Regions from separate parts of the Homo sapiens genome. Here region 2 is linked to region 1. The links are chromatin loops, found by intact Hi-C in ENCODE. Cell type or tissue: dorsolateral prefrontal cortex. All regions are shown on one strand. Each heading gives the region's core, and the rest is flanking DNA. Links, peaks and the distances in the headings are about the cores only.

Region 1 (14,881 bases), core at 6,882-14,881:
AGACGAGAGAGTAGAGCAGAGCCCCCTTGCAGGAGGTTGGCATCCTTAAAGAGCCCTTGTTCTCAGAACCTTTTCCTTTTTGACTGGAAGCCGGACATCCGCTGAGCCCCCTGATGGGAGGCAACAGGAGATGGGAACAAAGAGACTGTTAACATTAATGAGGCACACCGAGTGGGCATTTCCGCAGTCTCCAAAGGCAGGCAGGTTTTTCCTCTTTCTTTTTGGAAAATGACAGCTGACATGGACCAAATACAGACTATTTTTGGCTCTCAGGACTGAAAGGACTGAAAGATGCTCTGAATCCTTTCTTCTCAATTCCCTCCCTGCTGCCCTGTCATTATTATCTTCCTTCTCAAGCAAATAAATAAAGCCTTTGATCCTCATCCAGTCGGGCATAGAGTAAACTGTAAACAAAAGTGAACTTGTGACATGGGGAAGGGGAGAGATGTTGGCAGCTTATTCCTCTGCTCCTGAAAGGAAGCATTCTGTCTACTGTTCAGGGTGCCCACCCAGTGGGCAAAGCCCCCCAGCTGCCAAGATGCAAGGGAAAGCTGATCCCTCATTGGTCCCTGCAGACTGAAGAGTCGTAGCTCTGGGTACCCTCTAGACTGAAGGGCCACCATGGCCCTGACAAGGAGCTTTGCTTAGAACCTACCCCCAAGCCACATGGGCTGGTAGAGTTCCAGACCCTGCATTTCTCTCTTTTTTTTTTTTCTTTTTCTGAGACAGAGTCTTGCTCTGTCGCCCAGGTTGGAGTGCAGTGGTGCGATGTCGGCTCACTGCAACCTCCGCCTCCTGGGTTCAAGCAATTAATCCTCCTGCCTCAGCCTCCCAAGTAGCTGGGATTACAGGTGCTTGCCATCACGCCTGGCTAACTTTTTGTATTTTTAGTAGAGACGGGGTTTCGCCATGTTGCCCAGGCTGGTCTTGAACTCCTGACCTCAGATGATCCACCCACCTTGGCCTCCCAAAATGCTGGGATTTACAAGTGTGAGCCACCGTGCCCAGCGACCCTGAATTTCTGTGTAGGGGGAGAACTCTCGGTTACCTCTCTGAGAATTGGCCAAATTCTGGTTCTGCAAGATATGAGACTTTGAAAGATGCTTTGCTGTTCTGATCTCTACTTACCTCATTTATAAAATGTAAATGATGATAGTGCCTGCTTCTACAGCAATAGTGAGGATTCATTGAGATGGCCTGTCATCTGGCAGAAGGCCTGGCCCACTATAAGCACTTACTGAACATTAGCAGTGCTTGTTAATGTGAAGACTGAAGCTGGGTCTCGAATGAAGGCTACAGATGACAATCTAGTCATTTCCCCACCCCACCCCAGGCCCTCAAAAGGGGAATCTGGAAGGGCTGTTTGCCTTGGCACTGATGAGCTCCCTCTCCCTCTTTGCTCTCCTTCCCATTCTCTCTCTCTAGGGGACACTACACAGAAAATGAGAACTGCTCACTATCCTACCCCAGCCGAATTGGATGCGTATGCTAAGAAGGTCGCAAACAACCCACTGACTATAAAAATCTTCCCCAACAGTGTGAAGGTTCCCCAGCGGAAACACGTTCGTCGTACTGTGAACGGCCTCGACACATCAGCCCAGCGCTACAGCCCCTACCCGACACAGGCTGCCACCAAGGCAGGCCTGCTTGCCATTGTCAAAGTGCCAGCCAAAAGCATACTCAAGGACTTTGACGGCACCCGAGCCCGGTTGCTCCCTGAGGCCATCATGAACCCCCCAGTGGCACCCTATGCTACTGTGGCACCCAGCACTTTAGCCCACCCCCAGGCCCAGGCTCTGGCCCGCCAGCAGGCCCTGCAGCATGCACAGACCCTGGCCCATGCCCCTCCCCAGACGCTGCAGCACCCTCAGGGTATCCCGCCACCCCAGGCACTGTCCCACCCTCAGAGCCTCCAGCAGCCTCAGGGCCTGGGCCACCCTCAGCCCATGGCCCAAACCCAGGGCTTGGTCCACCCTCAGGCCCTGGCTCACCAGGGTCTCCAGCACCCCCACAATCCCTTGCTGCATGGAGGCCGGAAGATGCCAGACTCAGATGCCCCCCCGAATGTGACCGTGTCTACCTCAACTATCCCCCTTTCAATGGCGGCCACTCTGCAGCACAGCCAGCCTCCGGACCTGAGTAGCATCGTGCACCAGATCAACCAGTTTTGCCAGACGAGGGCAGGCATCAGCACTACCTCAGTGTGTGAGGGCCAGATCGCCAACCCCAGCCCCATTAGTCGCAGTCTGCTCATCAATGCAAGCACCCGGGTGTCGACCCACAGCGTCCCCACACCAATGCCTTCATGTGTGGTCAATCCCATGGAGCACACCCACGCGGCCACCGCCGCGTTGCCTGCTGCAGGTCCTGTCAACCTGCCCACAGGCATCTCTCGCGTCCCCACTGGCTACCCTAGCGACCTCAAGCCAGTCACCTGGAACCAGCACCAGCTGGCCCACCTACAGCAGATGTGCAGCGAGGCTAGTGGGACGCCAGCCCCTGGCCTGACAGGCAAGCATGCGGCAGGACGCGAGTTGGCAGGGCCTGGCTTTGTGGGCAAGGCCCCTGCCTACCCGCAGGAACTCTGCCTGGCGCAGTCCTTCCATCTGAAGCCACCCCTGGAAAAGCCGACCCCATCCCCACCAGTCAACGGCATGGCAGCCCCATTGGCCTACCCCAATGGTCACTACTTCCAACCCCTGTGGAACAACATTCTGCCCACTCCCAATAGCGACAGCTCGGGGTCTCAGGACCTTGCCATGCCGTTCCACGGTGGGCAGCCCACAGGTGCACCCCTCGACTGTGCGGCAGCTCCCGGGGCCCACTACCGAGCAGGGACCGGGGGCGGTCCAGTGGCAAGCCAGAACAGCTTGATGCAAACAGTGGATTACCTAAGTGGGGATTTCCAACAGGCCTGCTTCCGAGAACAGAGCCTGGCCATGCTGAGCAAGGCCCACCGAGCCCCTGGCAACCGAGCCCCCGATCCCACAGAGAGTCGAAGTCTTCATATTCAGCACCCAGGGTATAGATAGGTAGCCCTGCTGCCCTCCACGTGCAACACATCATACATCACCCTCCTAGGTTTAGTCTTTTAAGTAACTGGATAGTTTCAAAGTTTCACTGCTCCAGTGTGATCATTCTTAGATGTCTAAGAAAGGGAATTTGGTGGGATCTAAGTGGGGACAGAAGGGGTCCTCTCGTCCTCCCCTCCAGCAACTTTTGGTTTTATGTTAGAACCTAACCCTAAGCCCAGGCTTTTCTCTCCACTGACTGCCTGTCAGCTAGTCTCTCCACCTTGGCCATTTCCAGCCAGCTCCCACCCATCTTTTCTTGAATCTCTTCCTGTTTCCCTTAGGACGACTGAGGTGTGGGCTGACGGAATGCCCTAGTTGAGGTAGTATAGGTGCTCAGGCCCCTAATCCAGACCTCTACCTGTTGCTACCCCCCTTCCCCTCCCTCCAGGACTAAGAAGCAAGATTTCCCAGGTGCTCTGAAAGCTAATTACTTACTCATCGAAGGATCTCAAATCAAAGCTGACCCAGTCTTCATATCCTTCAAGTTCCTTTCCATTCCTCAAGGCTTTGTTTTGTGTCTATATTGATCCCACAGCCACTGCACTTGCCCTTGCCACACTTGATCTCAAGGGCATCTTGGAAGTATTTGACCATTTCTTGAGATATGGGGGGAAAAAGTCTTTGTATTGGCATCTTGGTTCCAGACTCCCCTTTCCAAACCTAGAAAAATACAGTGACCTTTGAGCATACCCAAGATCCCTTTCTCACTGTTGCCTGTCCCCTAACTCACCTCCCCACAGCCCCTATCCTTTCCCCCTCAACAAAAACAAAATCTACCTTACTTGAGGAATTAGGTAGGTAAGGAATGATCACATTGGAGTTTGGGATTAAAAACACCAAAAAAAAAAAAATGCATTTGGTTCTCTCTACACTGGCTAAGAATATTGCTCTACACTGTAAGTTTTAAACGTTACGTTTCTGTATGAATGTAGTGTGGGTTTGAGTAGCATTGTGTGTGAGTGGCCCCACAGGTACATTCACCCTCTAGTGCAGCCCCTCAGTTTAATGAAGGAAAAAAAAACAAACACAAAGCCTTAAGCTCTTTGAGTACTTCCTTTACCAAATGAGCATGGTTCTAACACCTGGAGCTGGGCCTACATTGGAAACAAGCCCCTCCTGCCCTCTGTCCATTCTTAGAGCATACCTTCATCCACTCCATGCTCAGCACGTCTCATCCCAAGCGACAATTAGTTGGCTAGAAACACTTTTCTGTAATTTTAAACTTAGACTGTTTTGTTACAAATTTTTGCACCATTCTGTTAAAGATGCAGAATTGGGCTTTTTTATTTTTTACAGATGAAATAAGCCCTTACCTTTCCTCTTGTCTCTGGGGAATGTCAGCTGATGGTTCTTATTTAAGGTTTTGCATTTTGTTCACTATCCACTACTGTTCGTTAGCCAGAAATTCTCTAGTGATCTGAAGCAATGTGACTGAAGACCAGTTTTAAGTTATGTGTTGGCAAGTTGCCTTATATTTAAAAGGAAAAAGAAAAAAAAAAAAGCCTGATTGTGTTATGCCAAATGATAGCAACATGAAGTCCTAATTTATTGTTCCCAATTGTTTTCCTGCCGTCTGTGAACACTGGTACCTCCCTGTCCTGATCCCCCAGGAGCACCTGTAGCTTCTGACTCAATGCCTTCTCCGAAGGTGTTGGCCGCCATCTCACCCAGGGCCCTCTTCCAGTTCCTGCTTTTCTGAGTCAGATTTAAAGAGCACCACTGTCTTCCCCCTACCCCTTGCTTGATCTCCAAAGCAGATATTCTTGCTGTATTTTTTTTTCCTCCCCAATACCTCTCCCTGAAAGGTGAGCTGCTATTTTAGGAAACTGGACCAGACACCAACTTGGGGGCTTTAAGTCAAACAACCTCAAACCCATCTCTTCCTGTGTAGGGGTGCAAGCCTCTGAAGCTCTCACTCCCACCCTTAGTCTGCATGGAAAATGTACTGTGATCCCCCTGCCCCCAACTGCCCTCGCCTTTGGTGTGAGATGTTCCTTCTTTCGGAGTTCAGCCTGAGTCCCTCTCCCCTCTGCCAGCCAACCCCCAGCCAGCAATAAGGGTCCAAGCCAGGGCCTCCTCTCCACACTCCCTGTCTCCATCCTACACTACCCTAGGGAATACCTGGATTCCCCATTCTATCCACATACTGTAGCATTCATTCTCCATCTCTCTCACCTCACCTGTGGTGGTTTATGGGTGTGATGGGGTTTTTAAGATTATTATAAACCAGTAAAAATAAGAAAACCTCGCTTTCTGACCTTGTTCTATTCGTTTAGTGCTGTGAATGTTTGAGGTAACTTTTTCTTAACAGTTTCTAACATACCTCACTTCATAGGAGTAATTCCTAATTTTTAAAAGGGGTACCCCTGTAATATGCATCCCACCCAGAAGCCGTCTCCAAATCCATTATTTAAGGCCAGGTGCTATGGTGATTGTAGACAGTTCTTCAATGAAACCCTGGACACAGGGTACCCGGCTGACAGGCCCTCTCCCTGGGCAGGGCTGCTGTGGGCTTACTGTGAAGTTTGAGGATAAGTGTGGTTTGCTGTCCCTCACTGGAGGCCCAAAAGGTCCTGCCACTTGCATTCCAAGGGCCATAAGTCATTGAGAAATGGCGATCTGGTTGTTTTGTTTTGTTTGAGGCGAAGTCTTGCTCTGTCGCCCAGGCTGGAGTCCAGTGGCACGATCTCGGCTCACTGCAACCTCCACTTCCCAGGTTCAAAGGATTCTCCTGTCTCAGCCTCCTGAGTAGCTGGGATTACAGGTGCCTGCCACCACGCTCAGCTAATTTTTTGTATTATTAGTAGAGATGGGGTTTCACCATGTTGGCCAGGCTGGTCTCGAACTCCCGACCTCAAGTGATACACCTGCCTCGGCCTCCCAAAGTGCTGAGATTACAGGCGTGAACCACCATGCCCAGCCAAGAAATGGGGATCTGGTTTGCTAATAACCCAACCTAAAACTTCAAACCTGCCTTCTTCCACTTCCAACACTTTGGAAATTCTGAGGGCCTCTGACAGAGGTGAAGGTGATAGGCACTGTTATCTGCAATGTAACTGGCTCCTCTTGGTGATTACAGTTTTCTTATGTTGAATTTTGGATAACTTTATTTTTTTGTCTGCAGAGGAAAAAAAAAAAACACTAAGTGATTGCAGCCAGGCACAGTGGCTCATGCCTGTAATCCCAGCACTTTGGGAGGCCAAAGCAGGTGGATCATCTGAGGTCAGGAGTTCAAGACCAACCTGACAAACACGGGGAAACCCAGTCTCTACTAACAATACAAAAATTAGCTGGGCGTGGTACCACGCGCCTGTAATTCCAGCTACTCAGGAGGGTGAGACAGGAGAATCGCTTGAACCTGGGAGGCGGAGGTTGCAGTGAGCCGAGATTATGCCACTGCACTCCAGCCTGGGCGACAGTGAGACTCCCGTCTCAGGAAAAAAAAAAAAAAAATGAATTAAGTTACCCTCCTCTTCTGTTGAGCTTGGGTTTGAGCTAAGATGTAATGGAAGGAAAAGTTGATTCTGGCTGGGTGCGGTGGCTCATGCCTGTAATCCTAGCTCTGGGTGGCTGAAGTGGATTGCTTGTGCCCAGGGGTGAGACCCTGTGTCTTCAAAAATTGTAAAAAGTTGGGTGTGTAGTCCGGGTACAGTGGCTCACGCCTGTAATCCCAGCACTTTGGGAGGCCGAGGCAGGCGGATCACCTGAGGTCGGGAGTTCAAGACCGGCCTGACCAACATGGAGAAACCTTGTCTCTATTAAAAATACAAAATTAGCTGGGCATGGTGGCGCATGCCTGTAATCCCAGCTACTCGGGAGGCTGAGGCAGGAGAGTTGCTTGAACCTCGGAGGCGGAGGTTGTGGTGAGCCGAGATCGCGCCATTGCACTCCAGCCTGGGCAACGAGTGAAACTCAGTCTCAAAAAAAAAAAAAAAAAAAAACAAAAGTTGGGTGTGATGGCACATACCTGTAGTCCCAGCTGCTTGGGAGGCTGAAGTGGTAGGATTCCTCAAGCCCGAGAGTTTACGGCTGCAGTGCCAGTATCTGGGTGACAGGAGTGAGACCCCCATCTCTAAATGAAAAAACTATTTTTTTAAAAAAAGAAAACTGAGGCCGGGTGTGGTGGCTCACACCTGTAATCCCAGCACTTTGGGAGGCTGAGGCCAGCTGGATCACCTAAGGTCAGGAGTTCGAGACCAGCCTGGCCAACATGGTGAAAACCCGTCTCTACTAAAAATACAAAAATTAGCCAGGCATGGCAGCGGGCGCCTGTAGTCCCAGCTACTCAGGAGGCTGAGGCACGAGAATCACTTGAACCTGGGAGGCAGAGGTTGCAGTGAGCCAAGATCGCGCCACTGCACTCCAGCCTGGATGACGAGAAAAAACTCCGTAAAAAAAAAAAAGAGAAAAGAAAATTGAGGCTTGGCACAGTGGCTCACCTCTGTAATCCCAGCACTTTGGGAAGTGAAGGCCAGCCAGATCACCTAAGGTCAGGAGTTTGAGACCAGCCTGGCCAACATGGTGAAATCCCGTCTCTACTAAAGATACAAAAATTAGCCAGGCATGGTGGCAGGGGCCTGTAATCCCAGCTACTCGGGAGGCTGAGGCAGGAGAATCGCTTGTGAACCCGGGAGGCAGAGGTTGCGGTGAGCTGAAATCGTGCCACTGCACTCCAGCCTGGGCAAAAAGAGTGAGACTCTGTCTCAAAAAAAAGATTATATATATATGTGTGTATATATATATATAATTATAATATCTATATGTATACATATAATATCTATATATATAATTATATAATATATATATAGATTATATATATACACATATAGATTCCACAAGATGGGGGATTCAGGGAGGGTAGAATCAGACCCTTGGCGGCAAGAGTCCGCAGGTGGCTTCCTGAATGCTGACGGAGCTAAAGCACCAGCCTTCTTTCTTGAGCACACCCTTTTCTGTAGGGTGCTTTTGTTTTTTTATTTTTTTTCAGACGGAGTCTCACTCTGTCGCCCAGGCTGGAGTGCAGTGGCGCAATCTAGGCTCACTGCAGGCTCCACCTCCTGGGTTCACACCATTCTCCTGCCTCAGCCTCCTGAGTAGCTGGGACTACAGGCGCCCGCCGCCATGCCTGGCTAATTTTTGTATTTTTAGTAGAGATGGGGTTTCACCATGTTAGCCAGGATGGGGGTGCTTTTTTTTCCTTGAGATAGTCTCTTGCTCTGTCGTTCAGGCGGGCAGTGGCACGATCTTAGCTCACTGCAACCTCCACCTCCCGGGTTCAAGTGATTCTCCTGCCTCAGCCCCATGAGAAGCTGGGACTACAGGTGTGCGCCACCATGCCCAGGTAATTTTTGTATTTTTAGTAGAGACGGGGTTTCGCCATGTTGGTCAGGCTGGTCTTGAACTCCTGATCTTGTGATCCGCTCGCCTCAACCTCCCAAAGTGCTGGGATTACAGGCGTGAGCCACTGTGCCTGGCCGAGGGTGTTCTTTTGTGAAAGTGTTTTGACTCCTTTATGCCTCATGCCACCCCTGTGAAAGGAAGCTGTCTTCTGCCTGTGTCAGATAAGATCTGCAGTCGGCCCAAAAGCGGAGCTAGACATTAGTAAAGTACAGCGCTTCCTCCAGAGTGAATGATTCCTGGGCTGAGGTAGATCCTTGGGGAGTGCAGCTCACACTTTTATTGCAGAACATGGCCTGAATTCTGCAAGTTATGACTAGCACTGAATAAGGTCCAGGTGTGCAAGGCTTGCAGAGTATGGGGTTAACAGCCCCATTGTTTGCATGCAACTCTAGGAGGCACCATCTAGACTATGTGAATGTGACCCCCGGAAGCATGCAGTGACAGTGTATTTATTTATTTAGAGACGGAGTCTCACTATGTTTCCCAGGCTGGAGTTCAGCTCACTGCAACCTCCACCTCCCAGGTTCAAGTGATTCTTCTGCCTGGGCCTCCCAAGTAGCTGGGACTACAGGTGTGCACCACCATGCCCAACTAATTTTTTTTTTTTTTTTTTGAGATGGAGTTTTGCTCATTGTTGCCCAGGCTGGAGTGCAGTGGTGCGATCTCAGCTCACTGCAGACTCTACCTCCCAGGTTCAAGCAATACTCCTGTCTCAGCCTCCCAAGTAGGTGTGATTATAGGCACCTGCCACCACGCCCAGCTAATTTTTGTATTTTTAGTAGAGACTTTTGTTTCACCATGTTGGCCAGGCTGGTGTTGAACTCCTGACCTCAGGTAATCCGCCCTCCTTAGCCTCCCAAAGTGTTGCGATTACAGGTGTGAGCCACTGTGCCCGGCTCCTTATATTTTTTTGTAGATACGGGGTGGCTCCCTTTGTTGCCCAGGGTCATCTCCAACTCAGGCTCCCAAAGTGCTGGGATTATAGGCATCAGCCACTGTGCTCGGTCAGGTGTGTAGCTGGGATTCTGGAAAGGTGTTTCAGCCTGTTGCCTGAAAGCATTTATGCTGCTGGAGCCCATGGTTGCCTCTACCAGTCTCCAGGCATCACCGTACCAAGACGGTTTATCTGGTGAAGAAGCCCAGCTCTAGTTTCTCACCTAGGCAGGAGGGCCCCATTTCTCCCTAGATAAGTAAGTCAATTTGACCTTTTTGAAAAGAAAGATTGGGCCGATGATGACCTCCCCAGCCTGGCTCACTGAGGCTTAGTCCTGTCCTGTCACCCCATAAAGGGTTTTTTTTTTTTTTATTCTCCCTGTCGCCAGGCCGGAGTGCAATGACGCGATCTTGGCTCACTGCAACCTCCGCCTCCCGGGTTCAAGTGATTCTCCTGCCTCAGCCTTCTGAGTAGTTGGGACTACAGGTGCGTGTCACCACACCAGCTAATTTTTTTTTGTATTTTTAGTAGAGACGGGGTTTCACCATGTTAGCCAGGATGGTCTTGATCTCCTGACCTCGTGATCCGTCCACCTCAACCTCCCAAAATGCTGGGATTACAGGTGTGAGTGAGCCACTTCGCCCAGCCCAAGGCCTTTTTTTTTGAGACAGGGTCTGGCTCTGCCACACAGGCTGGAGTGCAGTAGCGCAATCTCTGCTCACTTTAACCTCTGCCTCCTGGGCTCAAGCCATCCTCCCACCTCAGCCTCCTGAGTAGCTAGTCGTGTGCAGCAGAGGCTGAGTTTTTTTTTTTTTTGTTTAAACCCTCAGCCTCTGCATGGGAAAAGAAAGAACTACAGTCCTTGAACCTTCCCTTACTAATGATTCTCGTACATACAGCCTCTTCTCAGGGCTAGGCAAGACAGTAAGGCACTGTGTGCTGACCAGTTCATTTAATCTTTACAACAAATCTGGGAGGTGAGCCGCATTTCACCAGTGACGGTAATGGAGGCCCTGTGTAGCTCAGAAACTTGCCAAAAGCAAGCACAAGGACCCACACCTATTGCCACAACTAGAGGGAGCTACAATTTCTAGGGACTACTGGAGTTTAAAACAGAATCGAGGCCCTGTCCGAACCCGCGGAAGAATCACTGATAAGTCAGTCTCCTCTGTTCATGTTTCATAGGTGAAACGTGGATAATCACATGCACCCACTGAGGCCCGTTAAGAAAAGCCGATGAGAGACAGGAGAAAATCCAAGTGCCTTGAACATCTTGAAGGCCCCTTTTGCTCAACACCCAGTCCCTGGATGTGGCTGGGGTTCGGAGTTAGAAAGCATTCACTAAGCACTTACTCTGGGCCAAGAACATGCACTGCCTCATTAACTCTTCTCTAGAGCCCACAAAGCCAGTTACTGTGCTAAAAAGTATTTCACTTGACAGTTCTTTTCAATGAAATAATAATGCACGTAAAGTGCTTAGCAGTGTCGGTGCTTATTACCATTAGACCAAGAAAGCCCTGCCTAGGGTAGAAGCACTAATCTGGTGGGGCTGACCAGGGACTCCAGCCTTATGAAACATCTAGGCCATACACTTCCCGCATTTCATCGGCAGAGGGCAGTGGCAGGGACCGTCTTCCACACAAAGCCCGATGCAGTTTTCCCGGCGTCCATCAGAGGGCGAGCCAGCAGGTAAGCTGGATCCTGGGGCCAGACCCAGGCAGCGGCCCTTCTCTGACTGGTCCTTTCTTTGCCTTCAGTTTGGTTGAGCCTCCCAGGGACCTAACCAACCCAGGTAAGTCAGGCTGGAAGCAAATTAATAAATACAATTCCGGATTTATTAAAAATCAGGGCTCCCCTGCTGTGCCCTCCTGGCACTAAGGAAATAAATAACCAGAGGGGGCACAGCTAGGTAAAGGGGGAAAAAATCAGATCTCAAGACAGACTCTTTGAACTACCCTTTCTCCCTCCCCAATTCCCACCCCCTTATGGCTCTTGGGACATAGCACCTGAGCAGGCACCTCAGTCCGTGTAGAGTGTGACCGGCACCAAGGCATGTCTGCCCTACCCAAGAAGGGAGACAGGCCCTGGGGTCACTTGTTTCCAGCCCTTCATGACCCCAAGACCTGTTCCCCACAGGGGCCAGGGCTGAAGCACCAATTGGAGGCACCTGAGGGTGGTGGCTGGGGGAGGGAGGATGGGGTAACAGAACCTAGGCAGCAGAAGCAGCTGACGGGGGTCCGGCCCCCTCTCCAAGTTCAGCCAGTGCCTGACTGAGGTCATGCCCCATCGTCCTTTCCCCTCGAACCCCACCTGCACTCAGCTGAGGATCTTCCGGGGCAGTTCAACAGCAGCACGGATGAAGACTGCATCATCCCGCACATAGTTTCGCTTTCGAATGTCCTGGTGGGAGATGAACTTGGGATAACCAAAGCCCAGAGAACTCTCATCCAGGGAGCCCCGCCACGTGCCTGGCTTCTGGAAATTCTTCCAGTTTGGGTCGGGGTGGAAGGTCTCAGTGACGTGCTGTGGTTTAGCCAGCCCAGGGTCGCTCTGATCCAGCAGGGAGAAGGTGACACGGCGGGCAAAGGGCCACTCAAGGAGATTGTCAAAGGCACCAGGCAGCACACGAATGTACAGTGAGAGGTGTGTGCCCTCACCACTGCCATTGCCATTGAGGAATGCAGACACCTGCAGCTTGTAACCATACTTATGTGTGTAGAAGGCTGGGCTGAAGCACTCAAGGTTGGGCTTGGCCTTGGCCTCCTGTAGCCGCCGTCCATAGCTGCCAATCTTCCAGATGAGCACGCCATCACTGCCCACTGATAGCTCCTCCAGCTCTCGCCGAAGCTCCTGCAGCTCCTGCCGTTGCCGGCTCACCAGGGCACACATCATGGCCAGATGTGGCTTCACACTCTCCTCCACATGCCGTGCCATTGCCAGCTTAGGGCACTGTTGGCAAAGCCCCAGGCCATGGGGGAAGGGAGGAGAGTTATCAGTAGGGGGAGGTCCAGGGAGAGGAGAGGAGTGGGTACAGGGTAGCAGGCACCCAGCTCTACGTGAGGAAGACAGAGGGTGTTAGGAAGAGGCTGGAGCTGGCAGCAGAGGGAAGGACTGAGGGTTTCAGAGCAGCACAGCAGGGACCACCAAGGCCTAAGTACATCAGAAGCTGAGCCTCTGTCTAGGGCTTCAAGGGCAAAAGGGGGCTGACAGGAAAAGGGGCATCTCACCCTGTGCTTGCAGCCGGAGTCTTTGAATGGGCAGAGCACCAGGGCGGTGTTACAGCTGTCCTTCAGATGGCCTGGCAGGTCCTCCCGAGCCACAGTGCCCACACCACATTGGTTGGGGCAGGCAACAGGCAGCCTTGGGCACTGGTACTGGTGGCTCTGGGGCCACAGAAGTAGAGAGGCAGGAGTCAATATCCTGACTACCTGTCACCTACCCTGCAACCCACAGTTCAGGGAAGGCCTCACCTGGATGGTGTCAAAGACGAACTCCTTAGTGCAGTAGGTGCAGGGCTGAGTGCGCTTGGGGCACTCAGAGGTGGCATGCTGGGCCAGCAGCCGCCGCATCATGCGGGCACCACACTTATTCTCACAGTAGACACTCTCCTGGGGGCACATACCCTCATGGCTCTGGAAATGTCAGAGGTGCTGAGTTAAGAGATGCCTAGGCCATCAGGTACCCCCTCCTCCACATTCAGCCAGACCCCACCCACCTCATAGGCCTCCCCACTGAAGTCACAGCCACAAAACTCGCACTTGAGGCGCCGCTTGGGGCAGTCATGCTGCAAGTGTGCAGGTAGATCACGGCGGCTCAGCTTCATGGGGCAGCGATTAGGGCAGGGAATGACATTGAAGCTGCAGGTATTCAGGTGGCCCTGGTGGGAAGGCTGCAATTAGTGCCTGCCAAGGGAGAGGTGGTGCCAGCCCTCACATCAGAGCCTCACCTGTAGATGACGTAGTGGCCCACTCCAGCGGCAGCCCTCCTCACTGTGGATGCAGCGGATAGGCAGGCCCAATACTTGTACTTCCAGCTCCGGGTCTGGGTAGATCTGGGGGTAGGGATGGGGGAACTGGCCAGGGTCAGAGCTGACTGCAGTGCCCAGTTCCCACCCCTAGACCCAACTGGGCTGGCTCTACCTTGGAGCCTGTAATAGCCTCTCTTGGGCTCTTTGCCCCTCTTGAGTCCAGGGATGAAGGGCACAGCAGGCAGCATCTGCTCTGATGCTGGGTCCTAACATGCCTGCACAGGACGCTTCCTTTGAAGAGGCAGCCAATCAGCCTGCTCAATCCCAGGCTGTCCCTGGGGCTCTGCTTCCTTTCCCCTGGTGGAGGGATACTGGCCCTCAGCCACAGGTCTGGCTTGCCACCGGAAGGGGAGGGAACACTTCTTGCGGGCACAGAGCAGCTCTGTGCACCCCTACAGGCTGGGCATTGTGCATGCCCTCCAGGGCAAACAGGGGCCTCGTTTGCAAACTGGCCTGGTGGGAGGGAACAGGCTACCTTTGTGGAGGCGCACCATCCCAAGGCTTTTGGTTGACACTGGCCCTGAGCCCACTGGCTGCCAGCAGCTCCGGCCTCCAAGGGCAACAGACTGTGCTTGGGCTTCTTCCTGGCAGTGTGGACTCACCTTGGCATAGTCCAGAGGAAGCTGGTCCTCAGGGCACTTGAAGACTCCTTCACTGAAATGGGGGAGGGGCAGGAAAAAGGTTTCTCATTAGGGGAAAGGGAGGCCTGGCCCCACCCCCTCCACTGAGGCAGCCTCCCTTCCTCACCAGACCGGTTCCCAACCAGCCTAGATGAGACAAAAGGGCAAGCAGAGGCCTGAGGGGCTCTACTTCCCCAGGATCCCAGAAGACCCCAGCCCCTGTCCTGGGAAGGGGGGTCTGGGCCTAGAGGAGGCACAGACAGCTGCCTCAGTCAGGACTTGGCCAACAGGTGGCAGCTGGCACCCCCTCCCCCAGGATGGCAGCTGGACTGGGAAAGGAACACGCTGCACAGTCACCCCCTCCCCCTAGGTTAGTTTTCATTGGCTGCGCTGAAAGCTGACTGGGAGGGGGAACAGGGATGGGCTGAGATTAAGTGCGAAGGCTGCCCAGTCCCCAGGAAGGTCCTCTGCCAAGAACCAGGGCAAAGGTCAGCTTGCGGCCACCTTACCCTGCCCTGCTCCTTTGAGGGTGTGTCTCCCACAGAAAAGGGGAGGAAAGGCATGCTCCTTGGCACCTGTTTACATTCCCACCCGGCCCTTGCCACCTGCCTCTGAGAAGGGGTGGAATGCCCCCATTTTACAGATGAAACGAAGAGGCTTACAGGTGAAGCAGCACCTGGCTATGTGTGTCTGACTCCACAGCTCAGACAGGCTCTACTACACCACACACACAAGGAAGAGAAGCTGGGGCAAGGAAAAATGTCCAGCAAGCACAGCTAAGACTCTGGGCACTGCTCAGTGGGCTTCTGAAGCCTGGTGACCGTCC
Region 2 (16,603 bases), core at 5,222-13,221, 66 kb after region 1:
CCACACAGGAAGAGCCCTCTCCCAAAGGACTGGGAACTTGCTGAAATTTCACAAAGGCAGTGAACAAAAGCTGCTACTCATTCAAATGCTTCTCACCCTAGCTTCTTTCAACTAGTTATAAATCTTCCCTGAAACACTTCCCACCAGCAGCCACTGGGAACAGAGCCTAACTTCTGGTGGGGACAGCCCAAAGTTAAAGAGACCTGATCTGGGCAGCTGAAAATTGCACTACGACCTTAGGACAATCAGTCCTCTACCTTCACTCGTTCTTCTGGCCGCTTTACCACTTTGTCACTGAGGAATTTGGTGGGGATGAAGCCGGTGACACCATTGTCTAGCCGTGTTTTGACACCGATGGCCTGGCCTGGGCACGAACCGCTGTCAAAGTGGTTCCACACCTGAAGAGGGCATGAGGAGAAGAGCTTGATTATCAATATTCTGGAGATCGCTCATTCAGAAAAGAGCTCCCAGAGGTGTTGTAATTTCTTTTACCATTGACACCTTGCACCATGATCTGAAAACACAATGACTTAGTCATCTGCCAAGACAGAATTTGACCATCTACAAAGTCCCTTGTCTCATAGCTGATGCTTGGCACCACTGGCCATCAGATGAATCTTTTTCTTTTTTTTGAGATGGAGTCTTGCTCTGTTGCCCAGGCTGGAGTGCAGTGGCGCAATCTTGGCTCACTGCAACCTCCGCCTCCTGGGTTCAAGCCGATTCTCGTGCCTCAGCCTCCTGAGTAGGTGGGATTACAGGCGTGCATCACCACACAGGGCGGATTTTTGTATTTTTAGTAGAGATGGGGTTTCATCATGTTGGCCAGGCTGGTCTCAAACTCCTGACCTCAGGTGTTCTGCCCACCTCGGCCTCCCAAAGTGCTGGGATTACAGGCGTGAGCCACCACACCTAGCCATCTTTTTCTTATGACAGTATCACTCTTTTGCCTAGGCTGAAGTGTAGTGGTGCAATCAGGGTTCACTGCAGCCTCAACCTCCCAGGCTCGAGTGATCCTTCCACCTTGGCCTCTCGAGTAGCTGGGACTATAAGCGCACGCCCCCAAGTCTGGGTAATCTTTTTTTTTTTTTTTTTTGAGACAGAGTCTTGCTCTGTTGCCCAGGCTGGAGTGCAGTGGCACAATCTTGGCTCACTGCAAGCTCTGCCTCCCGGGTTCACGCCATTCTCCTGCCTCTGCCTCCCGAGTAGCTGGGACTACAAGCGCCCGCCACCATGCCCAGCTAATTTTTTGTATTTTTAGTAGAGATGGGGTTTCACTGTGTTAGCCAGGATGGCCTCGATCTCCTGACCTCGTGATCCACCTACCTTGGCCTCCCAAAGTGCTGGGATTATAGGCGTGAGCCACTGCACCCGGTTAAGCCTGGCTAATTTTATTTTGTAGAGATAGGGTTTTGCCATGTTGCTCAGGTTGGTCTTGAACTCCTGGGCAAGCACTCCACCTGCCTCGGCCCCTGAAAGTGCTGGGATTACTGGTGTGACTGTGCCCCATCCTCTTTTATGTTTATCCAACTTAGATCCCTTTAGCTGCAACTGAGGCCCCTCCCTTTTGTGTTTTTTTTTGAGATAGGAGTCTCACCACCACACCCTGCTAATCCTTATATTTTTAGTAGAGATGGGGTTTCATCATGTTGGTCAGGCTGGTCTGGAACTCCTGACCTCAGGTGATCCAACTGCCTCAGCCTCCCAAAGTACTGGGATTACAGGCATGAGCCACTGTGCCCGGCCTGGCCCCTCCCCACTTTTTTTTTTTTTTTGAGACAGAGTCTCGCTGTCGCCCAGGCTGGAGTACAGTGGTGCAATCTCGGCTCACTGCAGGCTCCGCCTCCCGGGTTCACACCATTCTCCTGCCTCAGCCTCCCGAGTAGCTGGGACTACAGGCGCCCACCACCATGCCTGGCTAATTTTTTGTATTGTTTAGTAGAGACAGGGTTTCACCGTGTTAGCCAGGATGGTCTCGATCTCCTGACCTCATGATCCGCCCGCCTCAGCCTCCCAAAGTGCTGGGATTACAGGAGTGAGCCACCGCGCCCGGCCAGCCCCTCCCTTTTTTTAAAAAAGGAGATGGGGTCTTGCTATGTTGCCCAGGCTGGCCTCGAACTCCTGGGCTCAAGAAATCCTCCCAAATTAGCCTCTGATGTAGCTGGCACTATACGTACGTGCCACCATGCCTGTCTGCCATTTTGTTTTGACCCAGCGACCATAAGAAGTTTCTTTTTTTTTTTTTTTGAGACGGAGTCTCGCTCTTTCGCCCAGGCTGGAGTGCAATGCTGCTATCTTGGCTCACTGCAAGCTCCATCTCCTGGGTTCACGCCATTCTCCTGTCTCAGCCTCCTGAGTGGCTGGGACTACAGGTGGCCGCCACCGTGCCTGGCTAATTTTTTGTATTTTTAGTAGAGACGGGGTTTCACCGTGTTAGCCAGGATGGTCTCGATCTCCTGACCTCATGATCCGCCCGCCTCGGCCTCCCAAAGTGCTGGGATTACAGGCGTGAGCTACTGCGCCCGGCCGACCATAAGAAGTTTCTAAGTCAGCCTTTTTTTTTCCTTTTCTGAGATGAAGTCTCATTCTGTCACCCAGGCTGCAGTGCAGTGGTATGATCTCGGCTCACTGCAAACTCCGCCTCCTCGGTTCAAGTCATTCTCCTGCCTCAGCCTCTCGAGTAGCTAGGATTACAGGCGTATGCCACCACAACTGGCTAATTTTTGTATTTTTAGTAGAGACGGGGGTTCACCATCTTGGCCAGGCTGGTCTCGAACCCCTGATCTCAGATGAACCGCCCACCTTGGCCCCCAAAGTGCTAGGATTATAGGCGTGAGCCACCGTGCCCAGCTATGTCAGCCTTCTCAGAAGGGACTTCATGCTAAACCTGTGTGTTTCCCGTCCGTCTTCCTTCTTTGTGTACTTGTTTGGTGAGAGAATGATCTAGAACACCCTCATTTCTGATTCCCTTCTAGGCACCGAGATCATTCAACCAAGGAAATCCACTGAGCAGGATAATGCTGCAGCACACACCTCGCTTAGTTCAGGGAAATTGTCCTGCTGACAGAAGGGGCACTGCCACAGCCCTGTCTCATCATTGCGGATCGCCTGGTCATAGCTCTCACCCTGGGGACGCCTGTGGGCAATGCCAGTGACATTGCAGATGATGAGCTTTCCTGCAAGAAGGAAAAGAGGATGGGGAGCAGGCTCAGAGAATGTGGAGAGCACTTCTTTCCACCAGCCTTTCAGTGACAGAATATCTGACTTCCTTCCCATCCTTGAAGAGGGAACTCTTCCCGATTTTTATTTATTTATTTATTTTTGAGATGAAGTCTTGCTCTGTTGCCCAGGCTGCAGTGCAGTGGTGCTATCTTGGCTGACTGTAACCTCTGCCTCCCAGGTTCAAGGAATCCTCCTGCCTCAGCCTCCCGAGTAGCTGGGATTACAGGTGCCCACCACCACGCTCAGCTAATTTTTTATTTTTAGTGGAGATGGGGTTTCACCATGTTGCCCAGACTGGTCTCGAACTCCTGGCCTCAAGCAGTCTGCCTGCCCTGGCCTCCCAAAGTGCTGGGATTACAGGCATGAGCCACTGTGCCTGGCCGTTCCCCTGATTTGATGATAGGGGAAAATAAAGCCTATAAGAAGACTAACTGCATGAAGATTCCATAGCACACTGGAAGCACATTTGACCTTAAATTCAGTTTTGATTTCCAGTCCAGGACTCTTTAGTCTTTTAAAATGCTCTCCTGGCCTTCCCCATGTACAACACAAACCTGCCTCAATCTGTTGGAACTGCTGCTTGGTTTGAATGTACACAGTAAACACACCTCCTGCCCCCAATAAAAAAATGACCCCAGAATTTACCAATGTAGAAGGTCTCTGGTGTTTCTTTGGTTAACATATTGAAGATCTCCTCTGTGTTGGGAGAGCGGTAGGCTGTCCGGAGGTCCTTATATCGACAGCTCAGCTCTGCCCGGATGTCATAGAGTGTGATGTGTTTGTCACCATAGCCCTGGGGAAGAAGCCCATCAAGAAGAGCCTTGCAGCTGCCCCCCAACCTGAGCCTCAAGGAGTCCCGTGGAAGGGGCGGGCCTCTCCAGATGGGAGTAAGTTTCTGTCAGGGCTTCTTCTTTTCTTTCCATCAACATTTACTAAAGGTGGTTTTCAAACTTAGCCATGAAACACTGTAATCAAAATGCTTTATGGAACCCCAATGAGTCCACAGATAAATGCAAAGCTGTGCTGTTAGAAAGGAGGAAAGGGGGCCTAGACGGAAACTGTAGTACTGACATCCTCCCAACTCCCTCCTGCCCCTTGTAATTATGGTGGCAATCTCTGAGACTTCCCTGGCTCCTTAACAAGCAGACCAAAAACTTCCTTGAGGAGCCCAGTAGAGCAGGGCAGGGAGATGAGGATCAAGTCTGCCATACTAACAGTATCAGGCTTTCTCTGCACACTCACTGCCCAAGTCTCCTACCAACCTGGCCACTTGGGATGGGTTCTCCTGCCGGGCCTTCCATGCTGTCCCTTACCTGCCTCTCCAGCTCTTCTGCAAAGGCATCAAGGTCCAGGTCTTTCAGTCGCTCTGGGTTTTCCAAGATTTCTTCAAGGGCTCCTGCAGGATTGGCATCCTCGGCTGATTCATCGTATTCCAGGGCATCCACTGCCATCTTCCTAGCCCACTCATAAGTCTCAGGGTGGACACGGGAACCATCAAGGACTTCAATATATGAGTCAGTGCTGGAGGAAAGGCAGAAAAGGAACAGGATATAGAACGATAAGCTTCTAGTAACAACCCAAATGTCCACCAATGGGGAACTGGTTAAATAAATTAGGGCACCTCCATACAATGGAATACTATACAGCCATTAACAAGAATGAGGTAGATCTATGTGTGCTGACATGGAAAGATGGCCACAATATATTGATACGTGAAAAATGCACTGCAAAAACACTATGAACCATATGATCCCATTTTTGTAGTAAATGGGTAGTTAGTAAATGCATAGCAAAAATAAAATTTAGAAAAACTGTAGTATACATAAAATTGTTATGGTAGTTATCTCTGGGGGGTGGGATTATGGGGGACTTCCACTTTCTGCATAATATTTCTATATGTTGAATTTTATATGATGAACTTATATGAGTCTCATAATAAGATAAATCAAGAAAGGGGAAAAAAACCTTTGAAAATTTGCTGATAGCTATTTTCCCCCATAAAGCCTTCCCAGGCTGGTCTTGCCCGTGCACTCACATGGACCTATGTTATTCGTGGAGTGTTACAGCAAAGCTGAGTGGAAAATGAAGTTTTAGAACTTGAAGCCTATTTCCCCACTGATTTCCATTACTGAATGAGGAGCTATGTGCCCGTGGAAAAGATCCTCCAAAGACTGAGTTGATAACTTCTGGAGAGGAAGAGGTCAATAGTGAAGTCCAAAGTCCAAGTGAATAGAACTTTCTCTTAATAACATCATCTCAAAACATACCAAATCTCTCTCCCCCTTCCTTATCTCTTTATACCCCCAAACTCCTTTTTCATTGCCCCCGCTATTCCCACCCTTATCTGGCCACAACAAACCATAATAATAAAAAAGCAAGTTTGTGTTTACTGAACAAAATCTTGTGTTTTCCATGCTTAATTTATAAGCTAAGCTGGTACTTTTTATGTTTCTCTCACACGAAAAATGTTTCACATGATTGAACCGATCTTTTCCATAGGTCAGGGGCTCTTGACTGAATAAAGTTCCTTACCTTTTCTTTAAAACATTTCCTAAGTTAAAATGGCTTGTGGCCCTTTGATAGCCCTAACCCCTGAAACCCGAAAACAAAGCCCACAAGGGAATTCCTCCTGCCCCATCCAGGCAGAGGGCATCACCTGTCCCCCAGGGAGGCCGTGTCGATCTTGAGGAAGCCAGCACAATTCATGAAGACTTTGGGACCCATGTGGCACATGGTGACCAGCTGGGTCCGGCTCTCGAGCCGGGTGTTGTTCTGCTTCAGGATCTGGGGGAGAGAGCTGGACTGAGCCAGGGCAGTAAGCAGGCCCCACCTCCCCAGACTGTTCCAGTCTCTATTAAACCCTCATAACAAAAACTCTGTCCCACCCAGTATCTAGTTGAGCACTACAGCATGCTATCGACCACTCAAAATTAAAAAAAAAAAAAAAAAAGTTTTGCTTTAAATGGGAAAATAATAAACAAATAAATGATGTTATACCTACACCAAAGACCATATACAACTAATGTATGGCTTATAAGTTACAAGTTAACACTAGTTGGCCGGGCGCAGTGGCTCATGCCTGTAATCCCAGCACTTTGGGAGGCTGAGGCGGGTGGATCACCTGGGGTCAGGAGTTTGAGACCAGTCTGGCCAACATGGTGAAACCCCGTCTCTACTAAAAATACAAAAAATTAGCTGGGTGTGGTGGTGCAAGCAGCAGTGAAGGGCACAGCTTTGGCCAACTGGGTCTGAAGTCAGACTCTTTTGACTCTCACTAGCTGAGTGATTTTGGACAAGTCACTGACCTTGGTCCTCCCAATCTGTCAAATTATACTGACAAAGTATATATTCATATTCAATGAAATGGCAAGTTTTAAAATTTCTGAATTCACTCCAATCCTACCTTCAGGAGGTGGGTCCCTTTCCGAGGTCCCAGGCCACAAACATACTGGATCAAGGCCTGGCTGTAAGGGTGGGCAATGGCACGGTTGACATCGACCCCGACCTCATTGACTCGGTTGATAAATTCACAGTACAAGGCGTTGAGCAGCTCCTCTTTCACCACATGCTCCTGTGGACATTCAGCAGGCAGGAGTAAGGTTACTCTGCCTTTCCCTTCACCCGAGCCTGCCTGTCAAATCCTACTCACCTGCAAGGGGTGAAACTTGAGACACAGGATGTCTTCATCGGAACTGCACACCTGGGCAAATTCAATCAGAGGGTCCTGGATGCGCCGGGCCAGGGAGACGGCCTGTCTCAGCACTGGAGGATAATCCCGGAACTCTGCCTAGAGTCAAACGAGGGTCAGCAGGGCCTTAAAATCCCCTTAGCTACAACATCAAGAGGAAATCCAAACCATTCTGGTTTAAATCATTTTCTCTGCTTCTCTGGGATCTTTTTTCCTGAGACCGATTTAATTTCTGGGACTCCCAATCTGAACCGTAACTGCAAAACGGAGAACTTCTGCATGGATAAGTACACAGGTACAGTCCTGTGCCCCTGATAACTTTTGTTTCCCAATTTAATCTCTTTGGGATTAATAGCACTTGCCTGGGCAGGCCCTAAGGGTGAGGCTCCAGCATTACCTCTGACTTCTTGCTGTTCATATAGAGAATGGCCAACTCGTTGTCAACCAGCTCTACCCCAATAGATGACAGCTGCTGGCCCTGGTCCAGCTCATGTACAATGCGCTTCACATCTTCAATCAACATCTGGGCGTCCCTGGTGGGATGAGTGTTGGTCAATGAATATGTTTTCTTAGGGATGGACAGTCTCATGACTGCCTTGGGGGTGAAGAGGTAGGGGAGGAAAGGGCTTTGAAGAAAATGAGGTCAAACATCCCCAGGGACACTCCCTGCACAAGCACAAGCCCCATCTGTTATGGGCATATGCCAGACTCAATAATAAGGGATGAGTTGGGTCACGGCCTTAAACCAGGTGTGGTCTAATCCCTACCTACCTGTTCTCTCCTGCAACTGTCACTACATGAGGCTTCTTATTCAGGAGAAATTTCTTTAGCGTTTCAATGTCTTGAGCCTGGATTGAAAGAAAATTGAAGCTGAATGGCTCTGAGGATGTAAAGATTTCAGGAAATTCTGTCTCCCTATGTTGGAGATCTTGTAAGAACTGGAAGTCTTCAGAAGATATCTGGTCCAAGGTGCTACCAAGGAACTATTCCCACCTCTTCCTGAAAGTTGGCCAACCCTGCCTCTGCTTAATAATTCCACTGACTAGAACTGCGCTCCAGTGGTACCAGGTGCCACTGGCTAGGTCCCAAGGATGAAGTTAGGAAACCGTTCTTTTTTATTGTAAACCAAAATCTAATACTTAGCCATTGGTTCTAGTTTTGATGAAGCAAAACAAAGAACTAGTAGCTGCCCTCTTTTGGGTGAGGGCCCTTTGAAAAGGTCAACATGGTTAAGTATGATTTCCTTCATCTTAAAGATGTCCAGTTTCTTATGATTTACTTTCCACTGCCTCACACTCCTGCATGTCCTCCTTTTGTGGCTATTTCATTTGTGGTGTGACTTTTGCTAAAATGTGAGTAGTTAGGACTATTAGATATTCTGATCTCCATTTCAAGATTTTAAGGGCTGGGTGCAGTGGCTCACACCTGTAATCCCAGCACTTTGGGAGGCTGAGGCAGATGGATCACTTGAGTCTAGGAGTTTGACACCTGCCTAGGCAACACGGTGAAACCGTGTCTCTACAAAAAATACAAAAATTAGACAGGCGTGGTGGTGCACGCCTCTGGTCCCAGCTACTTGGAAGGCAGGAGGATCACTTGAGCCTGGGAAGCAGAGGTTGCAGTGAGGTGAGTTCTTGCCACTGCGCTCCAGCCTGGAGATGGAGCAAGACTCTGTTTCAATAATAATAATAATAATAATAATAATAATAATAATGATAATAATAAAATTTAAAAAATAGTTGTTTCTTAAGAAGTTTTTCTTTCAAGAATGGGGCTCTGTTAACAAAACTGAAAGATACTACAGATACCATTAGGATAAACAAAATTCAGAAATATACCAACCAAATGAATTGAAAGTCTTCTTTCCCTGGAAAAAAGACACCCTGAAAGGCTAAAGCAGGGAAAAGGCTGGCTTCATGCCTCAGTAGCTTTCAGCTGCTGGAACAGCCTGACCCAGATGCTGGTAAGAAAAGAGGCAGTTAAAGCAACTCCAGAAGCACACAAGGCCTAGGAACTGGCCTCAAGCCAGAAGCAAATCCCGTACTAGATAACTTGAGTGCCATCTACTGCTCATGGAAGTGAGGCATCCCAGGGGACAAGTCAGTGACCAGATCAGACACAATCAGTCTTGCATAGGATGTTGCTTAGACCGTAAACACTTATCTCCACTGAATCATAAGACATACTCCAGATGTACACTTAGTATCCTCGTCCTAGCCACTTGCCTTCTTTTCCCGCTCTTCCTCTCTCCATGCAGTTCGCCGTTTGGTAAAATGGGGCAGTCGAAGGAAGTCTGTCACTTCTCCTTCACCATTGACCAGGGCGCAGAACACAGGGTGATCTCTGCCAGACAGACAGAAAAACAAGAATGCAATAATCAGCAATATGAAGTTATGAATGAGAGAAAAATGAAATTAGGAAGACAAGAGATGGTGCTGGGGAGGCAAAAATAGGCTGTTACCTGGCAGAGGAGAAAGCAATGCCGAGGACTCGAATGCCCTTCCCTTGGTTCTCGTCCATAAAGTCGTCATCTTCTTCCACCTGCTGATCTGGTCGGTAGGGTGCCACTCTCAACCAATTGTAGAGCTTTCGACTACAGGCCTGAGGGAAGAGACACAACAGGTATTACATACATGATGACATTATGGTCATCAGGCTCACCAAGAGTGCTATGGAAACACACTCATACACACATGTGCGAGGGTGTGTACTCTTATGTGCAGATGTTCCTAGCCATTGGCAGGCTTACCACCTGAAGGCATATCTTGCTTGTGGAAACAGGAGTGTATACAGAGAACAGTGATATAAACAAAGAATGTTTGGATGAGTGGGGCTGGGGGAGGGGAGAAGCTCCTGGAGCAGAGAGGTCTTAGAGGTGGTCCCTGTGGCCTTGTTAGCATTCCCTCTCAGATTATGCTTCACCTGCCCCCCGTGTTTCTCCATTAGCTATGGGACTATTCCTAAGGGGTTCCTTCATGCCCAACTATAGTTTGGGGAAATCATATGACTAAAAATCATGAGTCTCGGCTGGGCGTGGTGGCTCACGCCTGTAATCCCAGCATTTTGGGAGGCCAAGGTGGGCAGATCATGAGTTCAGGAGATTGAGACCATCCTGGCTAACACGGTAAAACCATGTTATTTTATACTAAAAATATAACATATTTTATACTAAAAATATAAAAAATTAGCTGGGCATGGTGGTGGGCGCCTGTAGTCCCAGGTACTCGGGAGGCTGAGGCAGGAGAATGGCATCAACCTAGGAGGCAGAGCTTGCAGTGAGCCAAGATTGCGCCACTGCACTCCAGCCTGGGCAACAGAGCAAGACTCTGTCACCAAAAAAAAAAAAAAAATCATGAGTCTCTGTCCTCACCTTTATGACATATTCCTTGGCTTCAGCCAGCAGCTTGTTCTTGAGTTCTTTGGCCATCTGCACATAGAGGAACTGCTGTAAAGCCCGTTCGATGGCCATGGTGCGCTGCCGGTTCCACTCCTGCACCTGGTGGCTGAACTCATCTCGGTAGTAAAACTGTTTTATCTCCTCAAAATATGTCTGGTCGTTGCCATAGCTGAGAAGAGACACAAAGCTATGGTGTCAGGAATGGAGAAAAGGTGACACCCAATGTCCATGAACATTCTAAGCAAGCCAGAGACAACAGCCTGCTCAACTCTGAAATTGTGGTTCCCCACTCCTGAGGGGCCCTTCCCTCCACCAGACTCCTCATCAGGCCTTCCCCAGAGAGTCGCCAGCCCAGGGCTCTGCTTACCCTTCCACTCCCTTCAAATCTATGCTGATGTCAGTGGTGAGGAGCCCTTCGTCTTCAGCCAGGCATATCTTGAGAAACTGGTCATCTCTCAGTTCCTTAACAGGCTTGTTCTTTAAATACTTGAAGGAATAGGCATAGTGGGCCTCATCCACATCCTGCACACATGAAGGGGGAATCATGAGCCTGCGGATGGGCTGGGCCAGGCCCCAGGAGAAAAGACAGCCTTTCTGCTTTCAGACACACAGCTCAGTGAAGTGGAAGGCAAGAAACTCAGGCAATCAAAGAAAGAGCTGGTGCACATCTTGGATCAAAGCCCTTCACCCAGCTCACCTTTCTACCTTTCTTGGTGGGGGTTATATTTAACTTGGCTCTCTCTTGGAAGGTTTGCCTCAGCACCTGCCGGACAAGGGGCTCACGGGCAATCTGCAGGGCTACCATGTAGCGGGCGCCTTCTAGCACAGCTTCTGGAGTAGGGAACTGGCTGTGGGGAAAATGGTGCAGCTACAGGACCAGGGTGTTGTGGTCCTCAGGCCCCTCCTCCTGTCAGCCACCTGCTGCATGCCTACCTGCAAACGTAATCCTTGGCCAGCTCCAAGGGCTCCGCGGGAAACTGCTCTGTCTCGTGCCGCTGGTAGCTATCCCGCAGGTTCTCCCCAAACTGCTCGGGAGTAAGCCCAAACTTTTTGGCCAGGCCATCTAAAGCAAACAGAAGAGTGAAGGGTAAGGCAGCAGATAGGCTGATAAACCTCTTGGCTTTCAGAATCTGGAGTTGGAATTCTGGGAACTAGCCTTTTTTATTTTCCTGAGACGGTCTCGCTCTGTTGCCCAGGCTAAAGTGCAGTGGTGTGATCATGGCTCATTGAAGCCTTAACCACCTGGGCTCAGGTGATCCTCCCACTTCAGCTTTCCCGAGTAGCTGGGACTACAGGTGTGTCCCACCACTCCTGGCTAATTTTTTCTGTATTTTTTGTAGTTTTGCTACGTTGACCAGGCTGGCCTCCAAATCCTGGGCTCAAGTGATCCTCCCACCTTGACCTCCGAAGTGCTGGGATTACATGCGTGAGCCACTGTGCCCAGCTAGAGCACTGGAATTTAAAGAGGCCATAAATGAGCAGGACCAGGTAGTCAAAGAACAATGAAAAAACTGATTTTAAACACTTGATGGGCTGTTATAAGGCAGAAGAAACAGACAGACTGGACTCTCTCCCTCCAATCATGAGTTTCCCATTATCTCAGGAAATTAGGGAGAGGCTGAACCATCATGTCGGGCGGGAATGGGTTTGGAGAGGGAGTATTTTTAAAGACCAGCTAATAGGCTAGTTCAGGATTGGATTGGTGATTGACCCAGATAGCCTTTCTTTTTCCTACCTACCAGTCTTTTTTCTGGGTAACTCCCCTTGCTCAGGCTAGAATGCCTAAATCCCAAAGCAGCTAGCTTTTACCTAGCCCAGCACTCTGGCAGATGGTGTACATGTCTCGGCGAGAGGCTTGCTTGAGCTCAGGCCCCCTCTGCTCCTCATCTTCTGCCTCGTCACCTTCACCTGGGAAGAAAACATGGGGAGATTTAGGGTTCTAGTTTCCAATCACTCCCAAGGATCTGACACATTAGGAGAGAAGCCTCAAAGGGTACCCAGCCAAGGGCCTCCTTCAAGATGCCATGGGCTGTCAAGTCTCCTGGGTTTTCTTTCTTGATTTTTTTTTTTTTTTTTTGAGACACAGCCTCGGTTTGTTGCCCAGGCTGGTGTGCAGTGGCATGATCTCAACTCACTGCAACAACTGCCTCTAGGTTCAGGCATGCCTCAGCCTCCTGAGCAGTTGGGATTACCGGCATGTGCCACCTACCCTGGCTACTTTTGTATTTTTAGTAGAGATGGGGTTTTGCCATGTTGGCCAGGCTGGTCTCGAACTCCTGACCTCAGGTGATCCACCCACCTTAGCATCTGAAAATGCTGGGATTACATGCGTGAGCCATCATGCATGGCCATCAAATCTCCTGGATTTTCTTTTCCAGCACTAACCTTCTTCATCTCCCTCTTCCCTGACACGCTTCAGCTTCTTGCGGCTAGCTTTGGCGGCGTTCTGCATCTTAGGGATGTCTCGGCCATAATAAAGAAGAAAATGGTTGTAGACATCTTTCAGCTCATCCATTGATTGGACATCCTTGAGCCTGAAAAAGAAGAGACATAAGGTTTCAGTCATCACTGCAGAAAGGGTATATCCCAATTTGGCTACAAGAGGTCCAATTCCCAAAAGGCAGTATCCCAACTAAAATGGGATCCCAACCAGTTTTTTCCAATTATTATTACTATTGTTATTATTTTTCTGAGACAGGGTCTCACTCTGTTGCCCAGACTGGAGATGGGATGATCACTTGAACCCGGGCGGTTGAGGCTGCCGCGAACTGTGACCACACCACTGCTCTCCATCCTAGGCAACAGAAGAAAGACCATTTCTTTTTTTCTTTTTTAAAGACACATAGCTGGTGCAGTGGCTCATGCCTGTAATCCCAGCACTTTGGAAGGCCAAGGCGGAGGGATCGCGACGTCAGGAGATAGAGACCATCCTGGCTAACACGGTGAAACCCCGTCTCTACTAAAAATACAAAAAACTAGCAGGGTATAGTGGCAGGTGCCTGTAGTCCCAGCTACTTGGGAGGCTGAGGCAGATGGTATGAACCTGGGAGGTGGAGCTTGCAGTGAGCCAAGATCGTGCCACTGCGCTCCAACCTGGGCGACAGAGTGAGACTCCTCTCAAAACAAAAACAAAAACAAAAACAAAACCAAGACACATGATAGCCCTAGAACATATCGTATTTATTTATTTTTTTGAGATGGAGTCTTGCTCTTGTCACCCAGGCTGGAGTGTAATGGCGTGATTTCGGCTCACTGCAACCTCCACCTCCTGGGTTTAAGAGATTCTCCTGCCTCAGCCTCGCGAGCTGGGATCACAGGCACGCACCACCACACCCGACTAATTTTTGTATTTTTAGTAGAGACAGGGTTTCACCATGTTGGCCAGTCTGGTCTCAAACTCCTGACGTCAGGTGATCTGCCCACCTCAGCCTCCCAAAGTGCTGGGATTACAGGTGTGAGCCACCACGCCCAGCCTCTCTTCTTTTGAGATGGAGTTTTGCTCATCACCCAGGCTGGAGTGCAATGGCACGATCTCGGCTCATTGCAACCTCCACCTCCCAGGTTCAAGCGATTCTCCTGTCTCAGCCTCCTGAGTAGCTGGGATTACAGGTGCCTGCCACCACACCGAGCTAATTTTTTGTATTTTTAGTAGAGACGGGGTTTCACCATGTTGGCCAAGCTGGTCTTGAACTCCTGACCTCAGGTGATCTGCCCACCTCAGTCTTCCAAAGTGTTGGGATTACAGGCATGAGGCACTGCGCCTGGCCTCCTTTTTCTTTCTTTCTTTTTTTTTTTTTTTGAGATGGAGTCTAGCTCTGTCGCCCAGGCCTGGAGTGCAGTGGCACGATCTCGGCTCGCTGCAACCTCTGCATCCTAGATTCAAGCAATTCTCCTGCCTCAGCCTCCCGAGTAGCTGGAATTACAGGCGCCTGTCCCCACGCCCAGCTAATTTTTGTATTTTCAGTAAAGACAGGGTTTCACTGTGTTGGCCAGGCTGGTCTCGAACTCCTGACCTCATGACCCGCCCGCCCTGGCTTCCCAAAGTGCCAGGATTACAAGCGTTAGCCACCGTGCCAGGCCCCAGCCCCCTTTTTCTTATGAGACAGGATCGGCCGGGCGCAGTGGCTCATGCCTGTAATCCCAGCACTTTGGGAGGCCGAGGCGGGCAGATCACGAGGTCAGGAGATCAAGACCATCCTGGCTAACACACTGAAACCCTGTCTCTACTAAAAATACAAAAAAAAACCGGATCTTGCTCTTTCACTCAGTGTGGAGTATAGTGGCATAATCATAGCTCACTGCAACCTTGAATTCCTGGGCTGAAGTGATACTCTTGCCTCATCCTCCCAAGTAACTGGGACTACAGGCAGAAGCCACCACGCCTGGCTTTGACAAGCTATAATTCTTTTTTTTTTTTGAGACGAAGTCTCGCTCTGTTGCCCAGGCTGGAGAGCAGTGGCACGATCTCAGCTCACGGCAACCTCCGCCTCCCAGGTTCAAGCAATTCTCCTGCCTCAGCCTCCTGAGTAGCTGGGATTACAGGCGTGTGCCACTGCTCCCAGCTAATTTTTTGTATTTTTAGTAGAGATGGGGTTTCACCATGCTGGCCAAGCTGATCTTGAACTCCTGACCTCAAGTGATCTGCCCGCCTCGGCCTCCCAAATTGCTGGGATTACAGGCATGAGCCACTGTGCCTGGTTGACAAGTTGGATTTCTAAGGGATGGGGCCCTGTGCTACACATTCTCCAAGGTTTAACAGTGCTCCTGCAGGGCCAGCCTTGGGGTCTGAGGGCTTCCCATAATGGAATAAACACCGCATGTTTTACCTCTCCATGTCAGTGGTGTCCAGAGCCCGGATGCCATCAGCAAGAGGTTTGTCAGGGTCAGCAGAGATCTGTTCATACTGATAAGCCTGCATCTTCTCAAACAGCCGTGTTAGGTTCTCTTTACGGATCCGCAGCTGGGTCCACTAAGGTGAAGTAGGGCAGGAATGAGAGCTTGTGTTCAGCCCTGGAGACTCAAGGCTGCTCTGATCCTTACCAGAAACCTAGTGGGGGAGGACTAGACAGGCCTGGGGGGTTTGGGTTTGTGGTATCCTGGTAGTAATGGTGCCTTCCCTGGCCCACACCTCTTGGGGGCCACGGATCTACATTACCTTTTCATCCCACTGCCAGACTCTCCATAGGTCATTGATGTGCAACTCAGGCTCCACATACTCCTTTCGATAGAAGGCAATAAAAGGCACCTAGGATGGCAAAGAGACTGCAGTCACTCAGAGAAGACAGATTTGCTAAGATCCCCTCTGTCAGTAGATAATGACTTCCTGGAGAAACAGCTCCAGGAAATTCAACAGTCAGAAGCCTGGCCTCCCTCACAGCCCTTCCAGGGCCTGGTGCTTTCCTCAATAGGAGAAAATAAAGCTGCAGACAGGGTAGCATTGTTCTTACGATCACTAGGGTCTCTGCTGGTCCTAACACTTGTTGAGTCATGGATAGGGGATACGGGAAGGGGGCTCCCACCTCATTTAGGTAATTATCTTTTCCCTCATCCCCTAACTAAATTTCTCACCAATGGGCCACCAGAGCTTGAGGTGTTACCTCAAAATGCTGATTTCGCATGAAGCCCAGGGCCTCTTTGATCTTCTGAATTGTGCTGGGCCCTTTCCGACTGAAGCTGCTGGCTGGCTGCCCTCGGTCTAGGTAATCACAGCTTTCCTACAGTAGGAAAATAAAGAAATAGCAAGACAATGTTTACTTGGTTTGTCTTACCATACAAGACTGCTTAATAACAAAGGATAACCTTTCTAGATGAAATCTAAAAAATTTTTCTCATATACACACACTTGTTGGGACTACATACACACAGTTTTCTAATACCAGGCACACGGATGTATGAAATAGGGGAGGAAGAGCTCCCCATCTTGATGAAGTGTCTTTTGGTTCATGTCAAAACCTAAGGATCTTTTTTGTGTACCTGGAGAGAAATGGTTGGTGTGGCAAAAGCATTCCTGTAGATCCAGTCAGCTTCTTCTTCTAGTTCATCATCTTCAGCCCCCTTGACTGGGATGGAGCGGAGCTGGAGTGGATAAGACAACAGGGTGAGACGGACTTTATCTTGTGTCTCACTTAAGAAAAACATACCTTTTTGGACAGAAACGTGTGATCATCAAGTGCACATTTCCAGTATTGTTCTACAAATGCCATACCAGTGTTGTTCTGGCATGAAATAAGCATTTTTTTTTTTTGAGATGGTGTCTCACTCTTGTTGCTCAGGCTGGAACACAACGGCGCGATCTAGGG

Evidence for each region. Peaks named below come from ENCODE experiments on the same cell type or tissue, not always from the same donor. Only the 100,000 strongest peaks of a DNase experiment are listed, where the experiment ranks them.
Region 2: it touches region 1 in a loop (4-fold over the local background); 6 of 110 quality-filtered maps call a loop at or near these places.

Annotation. Positions count from the first base shown.
Region 1 is chr17:28,746,421-28,761,301 of GRCh38, reverse strand. It overlaps TRAF4 (TNF receptor associated factor 4), which reads right to left. Exons shown (of 7, transcript NM_004295.4): 2 at 14,038-14,089; 3 at 13,355-13,459; 4 at 13,124-13,285; 5 at 12,879-13,040; 6 at 12,636-12,791; 7 at 10,346-12,357. The coding sequence ends at 11,725. FAM222B (family with sequence similarity 222 member B) reads left to right here. Exons shown (of 3, transcript NM_001077498.3): 3 at 1,426-5,322. The coding sequence ends at 3,032. Among named protein-coding and RNA genes, the nearest start is that of TRAF4, 9.8 kb to the right of the region's middle. RefSeq lists enhancers at 1-22, 23-620, 13,212-14,211. In dorsolateral prefrontal cortex, for the core only: CTCF peaks have their summits at 10,844, 11,047 (motif pointing right), 13,606, 13,839 and 1 weaker place; DNase peaks (open chromatin) are centred at 11,061, 13,864 and 14,411; H3K4me3 peaks cover 2,753 bases; H3K27ac peaks cover 5,652 bases.
Region 2 is chr17:28,677,491-28,694,093 of GRCh38, reverse strand. SUPT6H (SPT6 homolog, histone chaperone and transcription elongation factor) reads right to left here. Exons shown (of 37, transcript NM_003170.5): 8 at 16,278-16,379; 9 at 15,902-16,018; 10 at 15,460-15,549; 11 at 15,131-15,273; 12 at 12,690-12,838; 13 at 12,114-12,212; 14 at 11,238-11,367; 15 at 11,002-11,152; 16 at 10,672-10,826; 17 at 10,278-10,473; 18 at 9,369-9,508; 19 at 9,133-9,250; 20 at 7,679-7,755; 21 at 7,305-7,440; 7 more. Among named protein-coding and RNA genes, the nearest start is that of SUPT6H, 24 kb to the right of the region's middle. In dorsolateral prefrontal cortex, for the core only: a CTCF peak has its summit at 8,990 (motif pointing left); a DNase peak (open chromatin) is centred at 8,923; H3K27ac peaks cover 4,451 bases.